Linked DNA regions of Homo sapiens: region 1 is linked to region 2. A link is a loop called in an ENCODE intact Hi-C map of the cell type or tissue named here. Cell type or tissue: thyroid gland. All regions are shown on one strand. Links, peaks and the distances in the headings refer to the core of each region. The heading gives the core; the rest is flanking DNA.

Region 1 (10,560 bases), core at 2,186-7,185, 180 kb before region 2:
ACCAAAACGGATGGTTGAAAGCATTGTTTTTCAAAAAGTAACAACAGTCTACCAAGAGGTGCTTCTTGAAAAAGGTGTTTGCTGTTCAGATAAGTTTCTGAAATTTGCATTTGCCTGTCTCCCGCTTGAAAATAACAATGTATATTAACTTATTAGAGATAATAAGTTTGAAGGTTGAAGGTTGGTTTGAAGGTTGGACAGGAAAGGTAGAACAGATCTGTTTGCATTTAGAGAAACACTTCCACAGATCAAACATTAAGAAATACTGGCTTAAAGTGTTGTTTTAAGAATAACTTTGCCTCCTTTCTTTTCCTGCTTTGCCTAACTTAAACTATGAATGATTCTGACATTAAAATCTCCCCCTTCCTGTTGCCTTTTATTGTGCCATGTTGGGCTGATTTCTGGACTGTACTGGAAACATTTCAGTGATTTGCTCTTTATTGATAAAATAGGCCCTGTATTTTCTGTGACATTTAGCCATTGCTTGTTTGGTCTGGATTCCTTTTGGCCTTACACTTTGTCTATCTGGTTCCCACCAAAATGAATGAGAGTATCTGATTAGCCTACATTGTTTGCATTGTATGATAGGGAGTTGTTCTTTTTAACCCCTCTAATCTTTGTTTCTACAGGCCTGTCATCTTTACTTCAGAGTGTTACTGGGAACCCAGTTCCAGCCAGTGAAGCTGCCTCACAGAGCACTTCAGCCTCCCCTGCCAACACCACAGTCTCTACCATAAAGGGAAGAAATCTGCCCTCCAGTGCCCAACCTTTTATTCCCAAAAGCTTCAACTATTCTCCTAACTCATCAACTTCTGAAGTCTCTTCAACTTCAGCCAGCAAGGCCTCAATTGGGCAAAGCCCAGGGCTCCCAAGCACTACTTTTAAACTACCTTCCAACTCTTTGGGGTTTACAGCTACCCACAATACTAGCCCTGCTGCCCCACCTACTGAAGTTACCATCTGCCAATCTTCAGAGGTCTCCAAGCCAAAGCTGGAGTCAGAGTCCACCTCCCCAAGCCTGGAAATGAAGATTCACAACTTCTTAAAAGGTAATCCTGGTTTCAGTGGCTTAAACTTAAACATCCCAATCCTGAGCAGTTTGGGGTCCAGCGCCCCATCAGAGAGCCATCCCTCAGACTTCCAGCGTGGCCCTACTAGCACCTCAATCGACAACATTGATGGAACCCCTGTACGGGATGAACGGAGTGGGACACCCACCCAGGATGAGATGATGGACAAGCCCACATCCAGCAGTGTAGATACTATGTCCCTGCTTTCTAAGATCATTAGCCCTGGTTCCTCAACACCCAGCAGTACAAGATCACCACCCCCTGGGAGAGATGAAAGCTACCCCCGAGAGCTCTCCAATTCTGTATCTACATATCGACCCTTTGGTCTGGGCAGTGAATCTCCCTATAAGCAGCCTTCTGATGGAATGGAGAGACCATCTTCCCTGATGGACTCTTCACAGGAAAAGTTCTACCCAGATACTTCTTTCCAAGAAGATGAGGATTACCGAGATTTTGAGTATTCAGGGCCTCCACCCTCTGCCATGATGAACCTAGAGAAGAAACCAGCCAAATCTATCCTGAAATCAAGCAAGCTGTCTGATACCACCGAGTACCAGCCAATTCTGTCCAGTTATAGCCACAGAGCCCAAGAATTTGGGGTAAAGTCTGCCTTCCCTCCATCTGTAAGGGCCCTCCTGGACTCTAGTGAGAACTGTGACCGTCTCTCATCTTCCCCTGGGCTATTTGGTGCCTTCAGCGTAAGAGGGAATGAACCTGGGTCTGACCGGTCACCATCACCGAGTAAGAATGATTCATTTTTCACCCCTGACTCCAACCACAATAGCTTGTCTCAATCTACCACTGGGCATCTCAGTTTGCCACAGAAGCAGTACCCAGACTCTCCTCACCCAGTCCCACATCGTTCCCTTTTCTCTCCGCAGAACACCCTTGCCGCTCCCACGGGTCACCCACCCACGTCAGGCGTGGAGAAAGTCCTGGCCTCCACCATTTCCACCACGTCGACGATTGAATTTAAGAATATGCTTAAAAACGCCTCACGTAAGCCCTCAGATGATAAGCATTTTGGCCAGGCTCCCAGCAAGGGCACTCCAAGTGATGGTGTCAGTCTCTCAAACCTCACCCAACCCAGCTTGACCGCCACTGATCAGCAGCAACAAGAAGAGCACTACCGCATAGAAACCCGCGTCTCCTCCTCCTGCTTAGACTTGCCTGATAGCACAGAAGAAAAGGGGGCCCCTATAGAAACCTTGGGTTATCACAGTGCATCCAATAGGAGGATGTCAGGGGAGCCGATCCAGACCGTAGAGTCCATCCGAGTTCCTGGGAAGGGAAATAGAGGACATGGGCGTGAGGCTTCAAGGGTGGGTTGGTTTGATCTGAGCACATCAGGTAGCTCTTTTGACAATGGCCCTTCAAGTGCCTCTGAGTTGGCATCCCTTGGGGGTGGGGGCAGCGGAGGCCTCACTGGCTTTAAAACAGCACCATACAAGGAACGGGCACCTCAATTTCAGGAGAGTGTCGGCAGCTTTCGTTCCAACAGTTTCAACTCAACATTTGAGCATCATCTTCCCCCATCCCCCTTGGAACATGGGACACCCTTCCAGAGAGAGCCAGTGGGGCCATCATCTGCCCCACCTGTCCCTCCTAAGGATCATGGTGGTATCTTCTCTCGAGATGCACCCACTCATCTACCCTCTGTGGATCTTTCGAACCCCTTCACAAAGGAGGCAGCCCTGGCCCATGCTGCCCCACCCCCTCCTCCTGGAGAGCACAGTGGAATTCCTTTCCCTACCCCACCTCCTCCTCCCCCTCCTGGGGAACATAGCAGCAGTGGTGGGAGTGGTGTCCCCTTTTCTACTCCACCCCCTCCTCCACCCCCTGTTGACCACTCTGGAGTTGTACCCTTCCCAGCCCCACCACTGGCAGAGCACGGAGTGGCAGGGGCTGTGGCAGTATTTCCCAAGGACCATAGTTCCCTCCTTCAAGGGACCCTGGCTGAGCATTTTGGGGTACTCCCAGGACCCAGGGACCACGGGGGCCCCACCCAACGGGACCTCAACGGCCCTGGCCTTAGCCGTGTACGAGAGAGCCTCACCCTACCCTCCCATTCTCTGGAACACCTGGGCCCACCCCATGGAGGAGGAGGTGGGGGAGGCAGCAACAGCAGCAGTGGCCCCCCCTTGGGTCCCTCACACAGAGACACCATCAGCCGGAGTGGTATAATCTTACGGAGTCCCCGGCCAGACTTTCGGCCTAGGGAACCTTTTCTCAGCAGAGACCCATTTCACAGTTTAAAGAGACCCAGGCCACCTTTTGCTAGGGGCCCTCCGTTCTTTGCACCAAAACGCCCATTCTTCCCTCCCAGGTACTGATGGAAACCAAGGGAAAGGCATTTTGAACAGTCTAGAGAACATTGGAAGTAGGAGTTTGGTTTATTGTTGTTGTTTTTATTTGTTTTCTCTTTCTCGATTTTTTTTTTATTATAACAAAGGGCCTCTCTTCCAAAGTAAGAAATCACATACGCTTACGTTTTACTATTCAATTCAATCCTCCCTCCCATTGCACTTATCTACCTTCCCCAAGTTGTTTGTATTAAAAAAAAAAAAAAAAAAAAAAAGTAAAGAAACACAACCAAAGCCATTTCATTTGGCTGGGGGGTTGGGGAGTGGGGAGGAAAACAATCTTTATTTTACCCCATCTATTGAAGAGTATTATTACATTTGAAATAAAACTTCCATCAGTACAGATAACCACATGTGCAATGTTGGGATGTTATTTTGGGCTTGGCTTATCGAGTAGTCAATGGAAGGATTCCCGTCCCCTCTCTCGGCAGCTTAGTAACTGCTGTAGCCAGCTCGGCTCCCTTCCCTGTGTATCTGTGTCCTGCTAACAGCCAAGAGATGTTGCAAGGGAGGAAATGTGAGAGACCTTGAACCTGTCAGGTTTATTTGTTTTGTTTTTAAAGGCATGTTGAAGTTTAGTTCTTTACCCTTCTCCTAAAATCTTTTTTTAATCAGCCTCAAGGTTAAAATAAGGAGTGACTACAGTATGTAAAATAAGGAAAGGAAGCATTAATGGTGTGATGTGACCTGCCTGTTTTTTTGTAAACAAGAGAATAGGAAATGTTTTCAAGGTAGTTTCACATGTCTTGCACCAAGCTCATGCCTCTTGCTTTTCCTTTTTGACTTTATCTCCCTCAGTTTTTCTTCTGCTGTGGCCAGAAAGACAGTCACTACAGTTGACTATTGATACAAAGGTGCAACAGAAATATTATCCCTGCATTTTTAAATATAAGAAGTAGACATTAATTTTACCATGGTGCCTCCCTAATGTAAGTGATATTTATTGGTGGTTTTCAACAAAGGTTAACTATTAAAGAAAGAAATATTTGTCTTTATCTTCCTTTTCCCCTTGCCTCAGTCGTGTTATTCACCCCTATTCTTGATATTTTAAAGGAGGAGATTCAGTAGCATTTTCCTTTATATTATACACATGTGTCTATCCCATTTCAAGGCTCAAGTCTTACCCCCACCTCTCGCTCCCAATAGGAAATAAAGACCATTTCTGCCCTTAGTTGTTTTACATGCAAGATAAGTGCTTTCCTTCTCCCTGGACTGAAAGACTTGTTTGTATTTCTACATCTAGTACTTGGGAAATAGACAATCACTGTACTTTGAGTGTTTATATCTTTATATCTAGGGACACTGAAAAGTAAATGTTGCTTTACTACAATTTTTTTTTAATTTAGTGTCTTACCCCAAGGCATACTCAACTGATAATCTCCAGCTAGATGAGTAAAACAGTATGTGTTTAGTTTTCCAGAGAATTCTGGCAAGTTTCATATTTTCTTCCAAGTTAGTATAGAACTAACTATAGGAAGTATGGGGTTGCTTTTTCCTCCAGTAGAATATTAAAGATGGGGGAGGGTGGGCAATGTAGTGACAGAAAATGATTCTCTCAGAATGAACTTTTCAGAGAAAGAGCAGCATAAACCAGGTGCACATCATGATTTGGGAGTTTTTGCGTAATTTATTCTGTTATTTATTTGGGCTCGCCATGTGTTCTGGGGTTAGGATGCTGCAGGTCATTCATCTTCTTAATGCCTGTCTGGTCTTAAGCCAACTGTTCTTTCTTTCCTCGACCCTCTCTGCCCTGTAGCTCTCCCCACAAAAATGCATGATACCATGACCTTACGTGTGGGATGGGGTATGTAGTGTAGCAAAGAAAAGAAAGTATAGTTATATTGAGTCCTAAGACATTTGTTAGGGAAAAGCATAAGAGAAAATGGGGTGGGAGGTGGGGAAATGATATTTGACTTTCAAAATTGAAATAGGTTTTTTTTTTGCAGAAATTAAATGGGATGTTTTTCATTCTAGAATAAAAGAATGTGAATTCTCTTTGCTGCTCTTGTTTAAGCTAAAAGTAGTGTTTACTTGATAAGGCTCTCTGACCATTTAATTTTTATCAGAAAATGTGGGGATGTCAGGAAAGTGGCTTCCTGAACGTTGGGGCGGGATAATTGTCCTCAAAAGTATGATGGTTAATACATGAAAGGAAGACTTTGTTGGACAGTTTCGAAGGTGGGCTTTTAAGGAGTTGGGTTTTTGTGGGGTACTTTTTTGTTTTTTAAGCCACAAAATCCTCAATATGTTTGTTTTAGGATGGAAGTGAGGATTTGTATGAGACTGTCAGCTATTAATTTTAAGGAAATCTTAAAATTTACATTTACATCAGTAAATGAAGATGACAGTGTGTATATATGTGATAAATAGTGAAACAGAAAAGACAGTTCTGGTATTCATAACGTGAAAGAAAGGGGTTTTATTCTTTCTGTGTCTGTGATTTAAAACTCCGTGACCATGCTCTGACTTTTGTATTTCAACCTGAGTTTAAACAAATAAACAAGATATTTTTTAAAGAAAGCATAACATAGTGTGTCTTAGCAAGGACATGATTCATATGGAAGCAGAATGTGAGAAGTTGTAAGGTCCTTGGTACTCACTGTAAAATCACAGACAGAGAATTGGTAGGGGTTGTGAATACACTAGTACCACTTAAAGTTCAGTGATACAGTTCAGAAATAGGGTCCTTAAGTATTTTGAAAGAGTTTACTCTTCAGTCAGCTTAGATGAGAGCTCTCTCCCTGCTCCCCTCTACCCTCTCAAAAGTTGAGAGTAAATAGAATTTGGTTTGATTCCAGGGAGGGGAAAATAAGCAGAGAATAGGACTTTTATACTTTCCAATACCAGGAATAAAATGTTTGTGATATATATGGGTCCAGCAAACCTATCGAGATAATGTGAATACGATAAACTTCCTAATGGCAGGATATTCACTCTCAATCCTGAAGTTACCGGTTCCTGCAGAATTGAGCTTCAGCTGTTACTGTTTTGAAGCCGCTGTAAATTACTGCTTTCCCCAGTTCCCCCACTATTTTTTTTAAGTGGGCGGGGGCGCCTGTTAAGATCTAAAATAGATATGTTGGATTGATATTCTCACGTGTTCGGTGTGGAAAACAAAACAAGTACATGCTTTAGAAGCAACAACAATGAAATCCTTTTGAAATGTGTGTTAATATCGTTTAATAAAATAACTAGTTTGAAAGGTTTGACATTTTTCTTTGAGACGGGCTTGGACCAGGGGCCCCTGGCTTCCTAGTGAGTGCAAATAGGAGGGAACTTCTCAGGAGCTGAAACCGCTGCTTTGTGGAGCAGGCCTGTGGTTGGAAAACCTAAGTTTTCTCTAGCAAAGACCCAGCCTGACTGTCCAGGGCCGAAGGTGAAACCAACTAGAGAATGCAGAAGGAAAAGCCTGGATATATCTCAGAAGATATGGTTGTATTGGCTTTTGGTCCAAGGGTATGGGGGTGGGAGTAGTGGTGTGTGCGCCCACACATTTCTCAGGCACACACAGAGATACCACAGACCACCCACTTCGTAACCACTTGCACTTTACTCTCTTCCAGACGTTCCTTTTTTTTTTAATCCCTTTGTCCCCATTATTTTGTTTTCCAGTTTAATAAAGTATGGTTTCCTTTGTTGTGTGGTTGACTTTTCCCCTCCTGTTGATCTTTTCCAGATGTCCCCTTTGACTTCTGCACTTAATGTCACTGAAGGCAATCTGAGCCTCTTAAGATCTTTATGGCCTTGTGGGTTTTCTGTTTGATCCTTTGTGTAATTGAATTTTGGAAAGGGATAATGGGTCGGGTGAGTTCTAGATGTTCAGGGAGTGGTTGGTGAAGTGGGATATACTGTATTAATAATTTTTTGTGCATGTCTTCAAAAGGTTGTGCAACTGTGAGCCAAGAAGCATTTTTAAAGCAAGCATAGAATTGGGGGTTTGGGGTGGTAGCAGGGATCCTTCTGGCCAATTATTTGCCCACATCTGCCCTTACTGCATATTGGCAATCTGTTGTGCAGAAGCCACACTTAACCCTTCTGTCTTACCCCATCCCTTGTTCATAACCCAGTGAGGCTGGGTTGGAATGCTGGCTGTAAGGGGTAAAGAGGGATAGTCACTGCATCTGGGCCAGGCCTGGGTCACTGGCAGGGTAGAAGGCTCTAAATAGCAGCCTTGCTTATGTGAAGGTACGTACATGTGTCACCAGACACTTAAATAGCAGTGGCCTGGGAACACACCCAGCAGGTAGGGTGTACCACTGTACTGGAATCTGGCTCACCCTTTTTTTCCTTGTCTCTTGGGACCTTGACTTGCCCACCTGATTTCTATATCTACCCCTAAAGAAGCAACAGCTTTGAGACTTCCTCATAAGGTTTTCTGGGCATGTTATTCATAATTTCCTCTGCCTAATTTTTTTTTTTAATGTAAGCCAATCTTGTGTAGCAGGGATGAGTTATTCCTTCATGTATGTAGACGTAGCAATGCAAACACAATCAGAATGGGTTTTGGGGTATTGGGGCGTTTCTCATACTTGTTTATGAGTAACTGTATGGACAAGTCCGGTCAGCTGCTGTTCACAATTGCTAAGTAATAACTCACTGAGGCTGCATAGGCAAGGCTACGAGAGGGTCATCAGTAAGAGAGATATTGGCCCTTAAGTAAACATCCTGTTCTGTCTTCCCCATGTAGAAGGAAATAGAAGCACTCTAAAGCAAAGAAGCAAGTGCAGTGTAAAACTATCAGTTACTTTTAATTAATTGCTGGGGAAAGAAAGGAGAAGCCTTTGCTTAGTTACAAGTTTGAGGGGAAGAGGATAAGAAGGCCAACATCTATGTAAAAGTTGATCATTGCAGTTACAGTCAACCCTCCTCGGTATCCATGAAGGATACCAGGTTCCAGGACCCCCATGGATACCAAAATCCACAGATGCTCAAGTCCCCTACATACAATGGCATAGTATTTGCATATAACCTACACACATCATCCAGTAAATTTTAAATCATCTCTAGATTACTAATACCTAATACAATGTGAGTGCTATGTACATAGTTGTATACAGTATGTTTTGAAATTTGTGTTACTTTTAATTTTTTTATTACCTTTTCCTGAATACTTTTGTGGTTGGTCGAATCCATAGATGCAGAACCCCCAGACAGAGCCAACTGTACATTTCCTTTTTTAAATGTTACGTTTTTCTATCCTTTGTTCACACCTAGGGAAGAATCAAAAATTGAGAATACAGATATGGGTGGAGGGGCTAGTGAATTCTTCAGTGCCAACTGAGGAAACACAAATACAGACTAGGCGTGGTGGCTCACGCTTGTAATCCCAGCACTTAGGGAGGCTAAGGCGGGCAGATCGCTTGAGATCAGGAGTTCAAGACCAACCTGGACAATATGACAAAGCCCTGTCTACTAAAAATACAAAAATTAGGGCCAGGCGTGGTGGCTCACGCCTGTAATCCCAGCACTTTGAGAGGCCAAGGCAGGCGGATCACGAGGTCAGGAGTTTGAGACCAGCCTGGCCAATATGGTGAAACCCCATCTCTACTAAAAATACAAAAATTAGCTGGGCGTGGTGGCACGCGCCTGTAATCCCAGCTACTCAGGAGGCTGAGGCAGGAGAATCGCCTAAACCTGGGAGGCGGAGGTTGCAGTGAGGCAAGATCGCACCACTGCATTCCAGCCTGGGTGACAGAGCAAGACTCTGTCTCGGAGTGGGGGGAGGGGGGGACATTAGCTGGGCATGGTGGCACGCACCTGTAATCCCAGCTACTTGGGAGGCTGAGGCAGGAGAATCGCTTGAACCCGGGAAGCAGAGGTTGCAGTGAGCCAAGATTGTGCCATTGCACTCCAGCCTGGGTGACAGAGTGAGACGCCGTCTCAAAAGGAAAACACAAATGCAGGTTGCAGGTTTTTGTGTTTGACTTGAGAGTTGGCTAAACCAGTCTACCCTGGACATGTTCAGGGTCATGGTAAATTGGATATTCCAGCGATCTTCCTTCCTCATCCCCATTGTGTCCCCTTATTTTCGAGAATTACTCATATCCTTTGCCACATAATTTGTGGGAGAGGAGAGAAAAGGACTTGAAACTTGCTACATTTTTCTTGGGGTGTTTCAGTTGGAATGGGTAGAAAGGAGACCGACAGCATCCCTTTCCTCTGTTTCTCCCTCCTCCCTGGCTAACAGTCCTTTGCACCTACATGAGACAACACTGAAGATAGTCAATCATTGCCAGGGGCAATAGTGATTAGGAAATGATTTGAAATCTTTATTATTTAGAAGTGAGCCTCAGTTGTATGCAGGTTGAGCATCCCAAATCCAAAGTCCAAAATCTGAGCACGAAAATGACACTCAAAGGAAATGCTCATTGGAGGATTTCGGATTTTCAGATTAGGGATGCTCAAGCAGTAAGTATAATGCAAATATTCCAAAATCTGAAAAGATTCAAAATCAGACACTTTTGGTCCCAAATATTTCAAATAAGGATACTCAACCTGTATTTCCTTCTACAGATGTTATCTAGGACCTTCTTTTAGAGTACTTTGTCCTTCCCTTTGTTTTTTACTTTAGCGTGGAACCTAAATGGACACATCCCTACCCTAGACTAGCTCCTGTGTTTGGCGGATCTCCTCTTTTTGCCCTGACCTGACATATCAGTTGTGTAAGAGCTGGGGTGGGAGTGTCTGCTTGTTTTTCTTCTACAGCCCCAAGAGATGTTCTGGGAAGGGAAATCTTAGTAGAGATTTTAGGTGAGCCCAAGGGTTTGTTTTCAAAGTCAAAGTTCAATTTATCCATGCCCCTGACAGAAAGCTTTTACCTCTTTACTCATTCAGCAAATGTGGCTGAACATTCTCTCCCATTGTGGCTTTTCTTTTTTTTTTTTAATAGAGACAGGGTCATGCTTTGTTGCCCAGGTTGGTCATAAACTCCTGGGCTCAAGCAGTCCTCCTGCCTTGGCCTCCCAAAATGCTGGGATTACAGACATGAGGCACTGTTCCCGGACACATTGTGGCATTTTATTTTATTGATTTTATTTTTATTTTATTTATTTTATTTTTTGAGACGGAGTATCATTCTTTTTTGCCCAGGCTGGAGTGCAATGGCGAAATCTAGGCTCACTGCAACC
Region 2 (8,682 bases), core at 1-5,000:
GGAGACTGAGGCAGGAGGATCCTTGAGCCCTGGAGGTCAAGGCTGCAGTCAGCTGTGATTGCACTACTGTACTCCTGCCTGGGCAAGAGCAAGACCCTGTCTCAAAAGAAAAAAAAAAAAAAAGTGGCCTGGGGGAAACAGGACAGTCATATACCCCAAGAATGGAAATTTTCATGCCACCCCCCTTCCTTCCTTACAAATTCTAATGCTGATTGCATGAACGAGGTGTTGAGAGAGACTTTTCTTCATTTAGACATTTGCCCTAGTGAATGAGGGAGCAAGAGAATGCTAAGAGGGATGAGAGAATATATTTCTGGCTCTAGGACTTTGACATCCAGGTAATTGAATCTGGGACATTCTCATTAGGTTAGAAAAGGAAAGATGAGAAAATCACTAGCAGGATATGCAATTCCAGAGACCATCTGCTCCAAAAATTAGTTTTGTTTCTCATTGCTCCTTATTCAGCGACAGTTATTTCAATAAGCTACATTATTTAGCAGAGTCTGAGAGACAAAGGCTGTGAAAACATGTATTTATGATAGAAAACAAACTCAGAAAAATATAATAGATAGTTCACTTTTTATCTCATTCACATTCTATAGCTGGAGAACTCAAAATCCCATTTAGATATTTCTGCTTATCCAAAAGCACACTGGGTGAAACTAAACCACCAAATGGGAGAAAATGTTCATTGGGTGTGTGTGGCTTCACCCAGTTTATTTACCTATGGAGTGGAAGTGTAGGGAGAAATAAGGTCTGCTTATAATGGTCAAGGTCTATGGAGAAGCCCTGAAGTTGCTCTCCCCAAATCACAAGTCTGATTCAAGAAAAGGAAACAAAAATGATGAAAACATCTCATCACACAAAACTCAGTGATGGGGTCTCTGACAGTCACCAGCCAGCAGGGGAAAAGGAGAAATCCACCTGCCGGCTTTAAGATTTATTGAAGGCTGCCAGCACAGCCCAGATCATTTCTGTGGCACTAGGCTTTGTCCCTTCCACTTCAGGGTCCAGTTCTACTAAGTCCTTGGCTCGATTCATTGCCACATCATACTTGTCATCTGTCAGAGAGGAGAAGACATTCTCTAGCACATCAGAGGAGTGGGCTAGCACCAGGAGTGCTAGTGTTCGCTTGTCCATACGCTGAGGGTCATTTACCCACCGCTCTAGTACACTATCTTGAAGTTTTTTCACTAGTCGCTGTTTCTCTGTTGTATTGGTCACTGGATGAGTAGTCATGTCAAATAGCAGGAAATTCTGCTTCTCAGTGGTTAGAATACCTTTCTCTACTAGGTTCTTTGCGATGCGCTCTCGTACATTTCTCAGCTGGTACTGTAATTTGAAGGGGTTCCAGGTCTCACCTATGAGAAAAAAGAAATAGGACATAATGAACTGAAAGAGAAAAGCAAAATGAAACATGTAGTTGTTTGGAAACTTGAATGGCTAAAATGTTTAAAAGCATAATCTTCATTCCTCAATTCATTTAATCCTTAGTCCTTTATAATCTGGCTTTGACTCCAACCACATTTCACATTAAACCAGCTTCAAAAAATGTCACCAAGGACTTCCATATTGCTAGAGCTTATAGACTTTATTTCTGTTCTTATGTGACCTCTGTGACACTGTAATTATTTATGTATTTTTCAAATTCTATTTAGGACACCAGTCTCTCCCAGATGATTTCTACTCTATATTGTGGAAGTTCTATTTGCTGGTGAAGCTAAGAGGACTGAGGTTCCCTACCCTATTTGTAGAGCAGAAGCTCTATCCCAGGCCTGGTAGGCTGACAATATTTAGACTTCAATTGCTCCCATTCCAGCTTGTTCGTAGATTAGAGATTCTGCAACAGAAAAGGCAAGTCAAGAAGACCAGGGGCTAACACCTCTTTCCCCCAGCACCTACTCATACAGCAGGTGGGTATCACTGTAGGAGAAGTGGGCCCTTGTGCAGAAGTTCTGCCCAGGAGGGAAGGAAGGCCTGAAGAATGAAGAGCTCCAAAGCTCTGCCTGAGAGGACTGACTTTATTTGGAACACAGTGTGGAGAATTCTATGCCTAAGGGTGTTGAAAACCATAGAGATCTTGGTGGAGAGCAATTACAAGGTGCTGCTAGCTCTATGGCACTGGTATGACAAACCCAAATGGCAAAGCCTCCAGAAGTTTAACAGGCAGAACCAGAGAAACAGAAAGCCAAGAAAAGTCCTTCTGGAATCATGACCAACACTGGGGGTTGGGAAGACTGTGTGCTTGCACCAGGCTGCACCCACTCAGGAGCAATCAGAGCAGGACGTGGGGCTTGACTTGAGAGTATTCCCCAGACCACACATAGATCTATCAAAAAAGGGTGGATGCTTCACTGGCACCAAGGGCTAAAGCACAACCACTGAACCAACACTGGCTGAACAATAAGCTACCCTAACTCAGAGGCAACTCCTAGAAAGCTAAGCTTAAAAATAATAATAATAGCCGGGTGTGGTGGTACACGCCTGTAGTCCCAGCTACTTGGAGGCTTAGGCAGGAAAACCCAGGAGGCGGAGGTTTCAGTCAGCTGAGATTGTACCACTGCACTCCAGCCTGAGTGACAGAGTGAGACTTCATCTCAAGAAATGAAAAATAAAAAATAAAAATAAAATTAAAAAAATCACATACATCCCTGGTGTATGTCCAAGGATGTACTCTCTCCGAGAAGAAATCAGAGAGGGAACTTCCAAGCTGCTAGTTCCTCACTGAATGTGGGGCAAAATGTAAACTCCCTGATTTGTGATGGCTATGTCAAAATCACACACACATATCCAACAGTAAAGGATAAAAAAATTTAATTGGCTAAAAGGTCTTAAGCACAACCTTTGACTAATAAGTGGCTTCTACTGACCCACTGGCAACACACAGGGAGTTAGGCCAAAAGATAAAAACAAGAAAATATGAGCAGTGACATCAGAGGCTGCACACTACAAGAGAAACAGACTTCAGAGAGCTGCTGCAGGCAAGTCACTAAGGAAACAAATTACCAAGCAAACAACACAATCAACCTCTAGTGGGAAGGAGAAACCAGTATAGCAGGTGTCCCCAACCCCTGGACCATGGACTGGTACTGGTCTGCAGCCTGTTAGGAACCCGGCTGCACAGCAGGAGGTGAGCCATGGGTGAGTAAAGTTGAGCTCTGCCTCCCATCAGATCAGCAGTGGCATTAGGTTCCCACAGGAGTGTGAACCCTATTGTGAACTGCACATGGGAGGGATCTAGGTTGCATGTTCCTTGTGAGACTCTAATAAATGCAATGCACTTGAATCATACCGAAACCATCCCCCCGTCTCCCACCCCAGTGGAAAAACTGTCTTCCACGAAACCTGTCCTGGTGCCAGAAAAGTTGGGGACAGCTGCAGTGTAGTATCCAGAGTTGCACAATTATCTAAAATGTCCAGTTTTTGACAAAAAAGTATGAAGTATACAAAGAATAAATTGTGACCCATTGACCCATTCAGAAGAAAAAAAGCAGGCAATGGAAACTGCCTTTGAGAACGCTAAAATGTTGGACTTTACAAAGACTATAAAGCAGCTTTTATAAATATGTTCAAAGACCTAAGGGAAACCATGACTTATCATATAGAGAATATAAATAAAGACAGAAATTATAAAAAAGATCCATTTAGACCAGGTGCGGTGGCTCACGCCTGTAATCCCAGCATTTTGAGAGGCTGAGGTGGGTGGATCATTTGAGGCCAGGAGTTCAAGACAAGCCTGGCCAACATGGCGAAACGCCATCTCTACTAAAAATACAAAAATTAGCCAGGTATGGTGGGCACCTGTAATCCCAGCTGCTCAGGAGGCTGAGGCAGAGAATCGCTTGAACCTGGGAGGTGGAGGCTGCAATGAGCTGAGATAGTGCCACTGCACTCCAGCCTGGGCAACAAAGCAAGACTCCATCTCAAAAAAACAAAAACAAAAAAACCATTTAGAAATCCTAGAGTTTAAAAGTACAACAGACTGGGCATGGTGGCTCACGTCTGTAATCCCAGCACTTTGGGAGGCTGAGGCAGGCGGATTACTTGAAGCCAGGAGTTTGAGACCAGCCTGGCCAATATGGTGAAACCCTGTCTCTACTAAAAATACAAAATTAGCCGGGTATGGTGGTGTGTGCCTGTAGTTCCAGCTACTCAGGAGGCTGAGGCAGGAGAATCACTTGAACCCAGGAGGCGGAGGTTGCAATGAGCCAAGATCACACCATTACACTCCAGCCTCAGCGACAGAGCGAAACTCAAAAAAAAAAAAAAAAAAAAAAGTACAACAAACAAAATGAAAAAATCACTCAAGGGATCCAACAAGAGATCTGAGCTGGCAAAATAAAGAATTAGCAAACTTAGAGATCAAAGAAATTATGTAATATGAAGAACAAGGAGAAAAGAGAATGAAGAAAAATGAACAGACTCAGAGAAATATAAAGTATCATCAACTTGATGAACATACATAAAATGGAAGCACCAGAAGGAAAGGAGAGAAAGAGGCAGAAAAAATACTCAAGAAAGTAATGGCTAAAATCTTGCCAAACGTGATGAAAAACACTCAACCACACATTGGAGAAGTTCAACAAACTCCAAGTTGGATGAACACAAAGAGACCCATATCCAACATCATAGTAAAAATGTTGAAAACCAAAAATAAGTGGAAAATCATGAAAGCAGAAGAGAAAAATGACTTATCACATCACAGTGGAACTTTGTAAGCTTAATAACTGACTTCCCATTAGAAAAAATGCAGGCCAGAAGAATGAGTAGACTTATTCAAAGTGAGGGTAGAAACTATTAGCCAAGAATCTTATAACTGGCAAACTATCTTTCAGAAATAAAAGCAAAGCAGGTGTGGTGGCATGCACTTGTAGTCCCAGCTACTCAGGAGGCTGAGGCAGGAGAATCACTTGAACCCAGGAAGTGGAGGTTGCATTGAGCTGAGATCGTGCCACCGCACTCCAGACTGGGTGACAGAGTGAGACTCTGTCTCAAAAAAAAAAAAAAAAAAAAAAAAAAAACCCTAAAAAAAACAAAACAAAAATGAAGGCAAAGAAAAATTTCTAAAAAGGAGAAAAAATAAATACATTCCTAGATCTGAAAGAGTTCACTGCTAGCAGACCTGCTTATAAGAAATATTAATACTAAAACTAAAGGGAAGTTGTTAAGGCTGAGAGCAGGACACACTAGACAGTAATTTGAATCCACGTGAACAAACAGTAAAAGTAATTATGTAAGTAATAAAAAAGATGGTATAATTGGATACTTCATCTCAACTGATTTATAAAGCAATTGCACAAAACAATATTTATATAATTGTTATTGTTGAGTTATAATTTTTAACTTTTTAAACTTTTGCGCAAGGTTATAACACATAGAAATGTAATAATAGCACAAAGAAAGAGGGTGGGAAAAAAGTTGTGTTGAAGTAAGGAAAATGACAACAGATGGTAACTTGAATCCACAGGAAGAAATGAAGAAAACCAGAAATGGTAAATAAGGAGGTTAATATAACAAACTCTATAAGTATATATTTGTGCTTTCTTCTCTTCTTTAATAATTACAACAATGAATTGTTGAATTTGTAACACATAGAGATGTAATACGTGTAACAATATTGGCATGGTGGGCCCATGCCTGTAATCCCAGAACTTTGGGATGCCAAGGTGGGCAGATTGCTTGAGCCCAGCAGTTTAAGACCAGTCTGGGTAACATAGTGAAACTTTGTCTAAAAAAACAAAACAAAACAAAAAACAACAACAACAAAAAACCCAAAAGCCAAAAAAACAAAAAAAAAAAAAAAGAAAAGAAACATATAGCAATATTAACACAAAAAGAGGGAGAGGGAATAGAGTTATATAGAAGTAAAGTTTCCTTGGAATTAAACTTGGTATAAATCTTTTTTTTTTTATTTTTTTTTTTTTTTGAGACGGAGTCTCACACTGTCGCCCTGGCTGGAGTGCAATGGCATGATCTCAGCTCACTGCAACCGCTGCCTGCCGGGTTCAAGTGATTCTCCTGCCTCAGCCTCCTATGTTAGATTTACTGGAGAAAGACTTGAAAGCAACTTTTTTTTTTTTTTTTTTTTTTTGGAGACAGGGTCTTGCTTTGTTGCCAGGCTGGAATGGAGTGGTGTGATCTTGGCTCACTGCAGCCACCACCTCCCCAGCCCAACTGATCCTCCCATCTCAGCCTCCTGAGTAGCTGGGACTATAGGCATGTACCACCATGTTCAGCTAATTTTATGTTTTGTAGAGATGAGGTCTCACTGTTGACCAGGCTAGTCTCAAATTCCTGGACTCAAGTGATCTTCCCACCTGAGTGTCCCAAAGTACTGGGATTACAGGTGTGAGCCACCACACCCACTACAACTATCTTTTGTTTTTTTTTTTGAGATGGAGTTTCACTCTTGTCACCCAGGCTGGAGTGCAGCGGCACAATCTTGTCTCACTGCAACCTCCACCTCCCAGGTTCAGGTGATTCTCCTGCCTCAGCCTCCCAAGTAGCTGGGATTACAGGTGCCCACCACCACGCCCAGCTAATTTTTGTATTTTCAGTACAGACGGGGTTTCACCATGTTGGCCAGGCTGGTGTTGAACTCCTGACCTCCAGTGATCCACCTGCCTTGGCCTTCCAAAGTGCTGGGATTACAGGTGTGAGCCACCGCACCCAGCCACAACTGTCTTAAAGATGCTCAAATATTTAAAAAAATGGATAAAGACAGGAAAATAATGTAGAAGCAAAATGATAATATCAATAAAGAGATAGAGAAAGGGACCAAAAGGAAATTCTGGAGCTAAAACTTATAATAACTGAAATAAAAAAATATACTAGGGGGGCTGGGCATGGTGGCTCATTCCTGTAATCCCAGCACTTTGGGAGGCCAAGGTGGGTGAGTCACTTGAGGTCAGGAGTTCAAGACCAGCCTGGCCAGTATAGGGAAACCCTATCTCTACTGAAAATACAAAAATTAGCTAGTGTGGTGGTGGGAGCCTGTAATCCCTGCTACTCGGGAGGCTGAGGCAGGGAGAAGTGCTTGAACCTAGGAGGCAGAGGTTGCAGCGAGCCAAGATTGTGCCACTGCACTCCAGCCTGGGAGGCAGAGCAAGACATTCCGTTTAAAAAAAAAAAACAAAAAAACAAAAAACGAAAAACAAATTTGAAGAAGCAGAAGAAATAATCAGCAAGCAGTTCCCTGTTAGGATACACCCTCCAGATCAACAGGGAAATATTATGGCTACATTTGAGCCTTTTCCTTTTAAATTTGGGAAACGCCATGAGGGGCCCGTCTGGGCCTGTTCCAAACCGGGGCATTTCCAGCTTAGGCCATTCCCTCATCCCTGTACAATATCTGTCCCCCGCCATAGCAGGTAGTGCCGCAGTAGATTTATGCTGCACAAAAGCTGTGAGCCTTCTGCCTGGGGAACTCCCGCAAAAGGTCCCAACAGGAGTCTGTGGACCCTTGCCAGCGGGAACGATAAGATTACTTCTAGGAGATCTAGTTTAAGTTTAAAAGGAGTACAAATACATACAGGAGTCCTTGATTCAGATTACAGTGGGGAAATTCAAATTGTTATATCTACTTCTGTTCCCTGGAAAGCAGAGCCAGGAGAGCGTATAGCACAGCTCCTGATTGTACCGTATGTGGAAATGGGGAAAAGTGAAATTAAATGAACAGGAGGATTTGGAAGCACAAATAAACAAGGCAAAGCTGCTTATTGGATGAATCAAATTACTGATAAATGTCCTACCTGTGAAATAACTATTCAGGGAAAGAAATTTAAAGGTTTGGTAGCTATAGGAGCAGACATTTCAATCATTTCTCTACAGCACTGGCCGTCTGCGTGGCCAATTCAACCCGCCCAATTTAACATAGTTGGAGTTGGTAAGGACCCTGAAGTGTATCAAAGTAGTTACATTTTCCATTGTGAAGGGCCCAATGGACAACCTGGGACTATTCAACCAGTTATAACTTATGTACCTATAAATTTATGGAGAAGAGATTTATTACAACAATGGGGAGCACAAGTTCTAATTCCAGAGCAATTATATAGCCCTCAAAATCAACATATGATGCATGAAATGGGGCATGTCCCTGGTATGGGACTAGGAAAAAATTTGCAAGGTTTGAAGGAACCACTTCAAGTGGAAAGACAAAGTTCCTGCCAAGGTTTAGGATATCATTTTTGATGGCAGCCATTGTTAAGCCTCCAGAGCCTATACCTTTAAAATGGTTAACAGATAAGCCAATTTGGATAGAACGATGGCCACTAAGTAAAGAGAAACTAGAGGCTTTAAAGGACTTCGTTAATGAACAATTAGAAAACGGACACAGCTCCAACATTTTCCTCTTGGAATTCTCCAGTTTTCGCAATTAAGAAAAAATCAGGTAAATGGAGAATGTTAACAGATCTTAGAGCCATCAATTCAGTTATACAACCTATGGGAGCATTACAGCCAGGACGGCCTTCTCCTACTACAATTCTAAAAATTCGCCTTTAATAGTTATAGATTTAAAAGACTGTTTCTTTATTATCCCCTTAGCTGAGCAAGACTGTGAATGGTTTGCATTTACAATTCCTGCAGTAAACAACCTGCAGCCTGCTAAGCGTTTTCACTGGAAAGTGTTGCCACAAGGCATGTTAAACAGTCCAACAATTTGCCAGACTTATGTAGGGCAAA

What was found. Peaks named below come from ENCODE experiments on the same cell type or tissue, not always from the same donor. Only the 100,000 strongest peaks of a DNase experiment are listed, where the experiment ranks them.
Region 1: it touches region 2 in a loop (2.4-fold over the local background); 1 of 110 quality-filtered maps calls a loop at or near these places.

The regions. Positions count from the first base shown.
Region 1 is chr1:150,469,932-150,480,491 of GRCh38, forward strand. RPRD2 (regulation of nuclear pre-mRNA domain containing 2) reads left to right here. Exons shown (of 11, transcript NM_015203.5): 11 at 630-6,635. The coding sequence ends at 3,403. Among named protein-coding and RNA genes, the nearest start is that of TARS2, 12 kb to the right of the region's middle. RefSeq lists an enhancer at 2,553-3,065. In thyroid gland, for the core only: no CTCF peak of the experiment used is centred there; no DNase peak of the experiment used is centred there.
Region 2 is chr1:150,647,388-150,656,069 of GRCh38, forward strand. GOLPH3L (golgi phosphoprotein 3 like) reads right to left here. Exons shown (of 5, transcript NM_018178.6): 5 at 1-1,361. The coding sequence ends at 934. Among named protein-coding and RNA genes, the nearest start is that of ENSA, 22 kb to the left of the region's middle. In thyroid gland, for the core only: no CTCF peak of the experiment used is centred there; DNase peaks (open chromatin) are centred at 2,264 and 3,064; H3K27ac peaks cover 3,247 bases.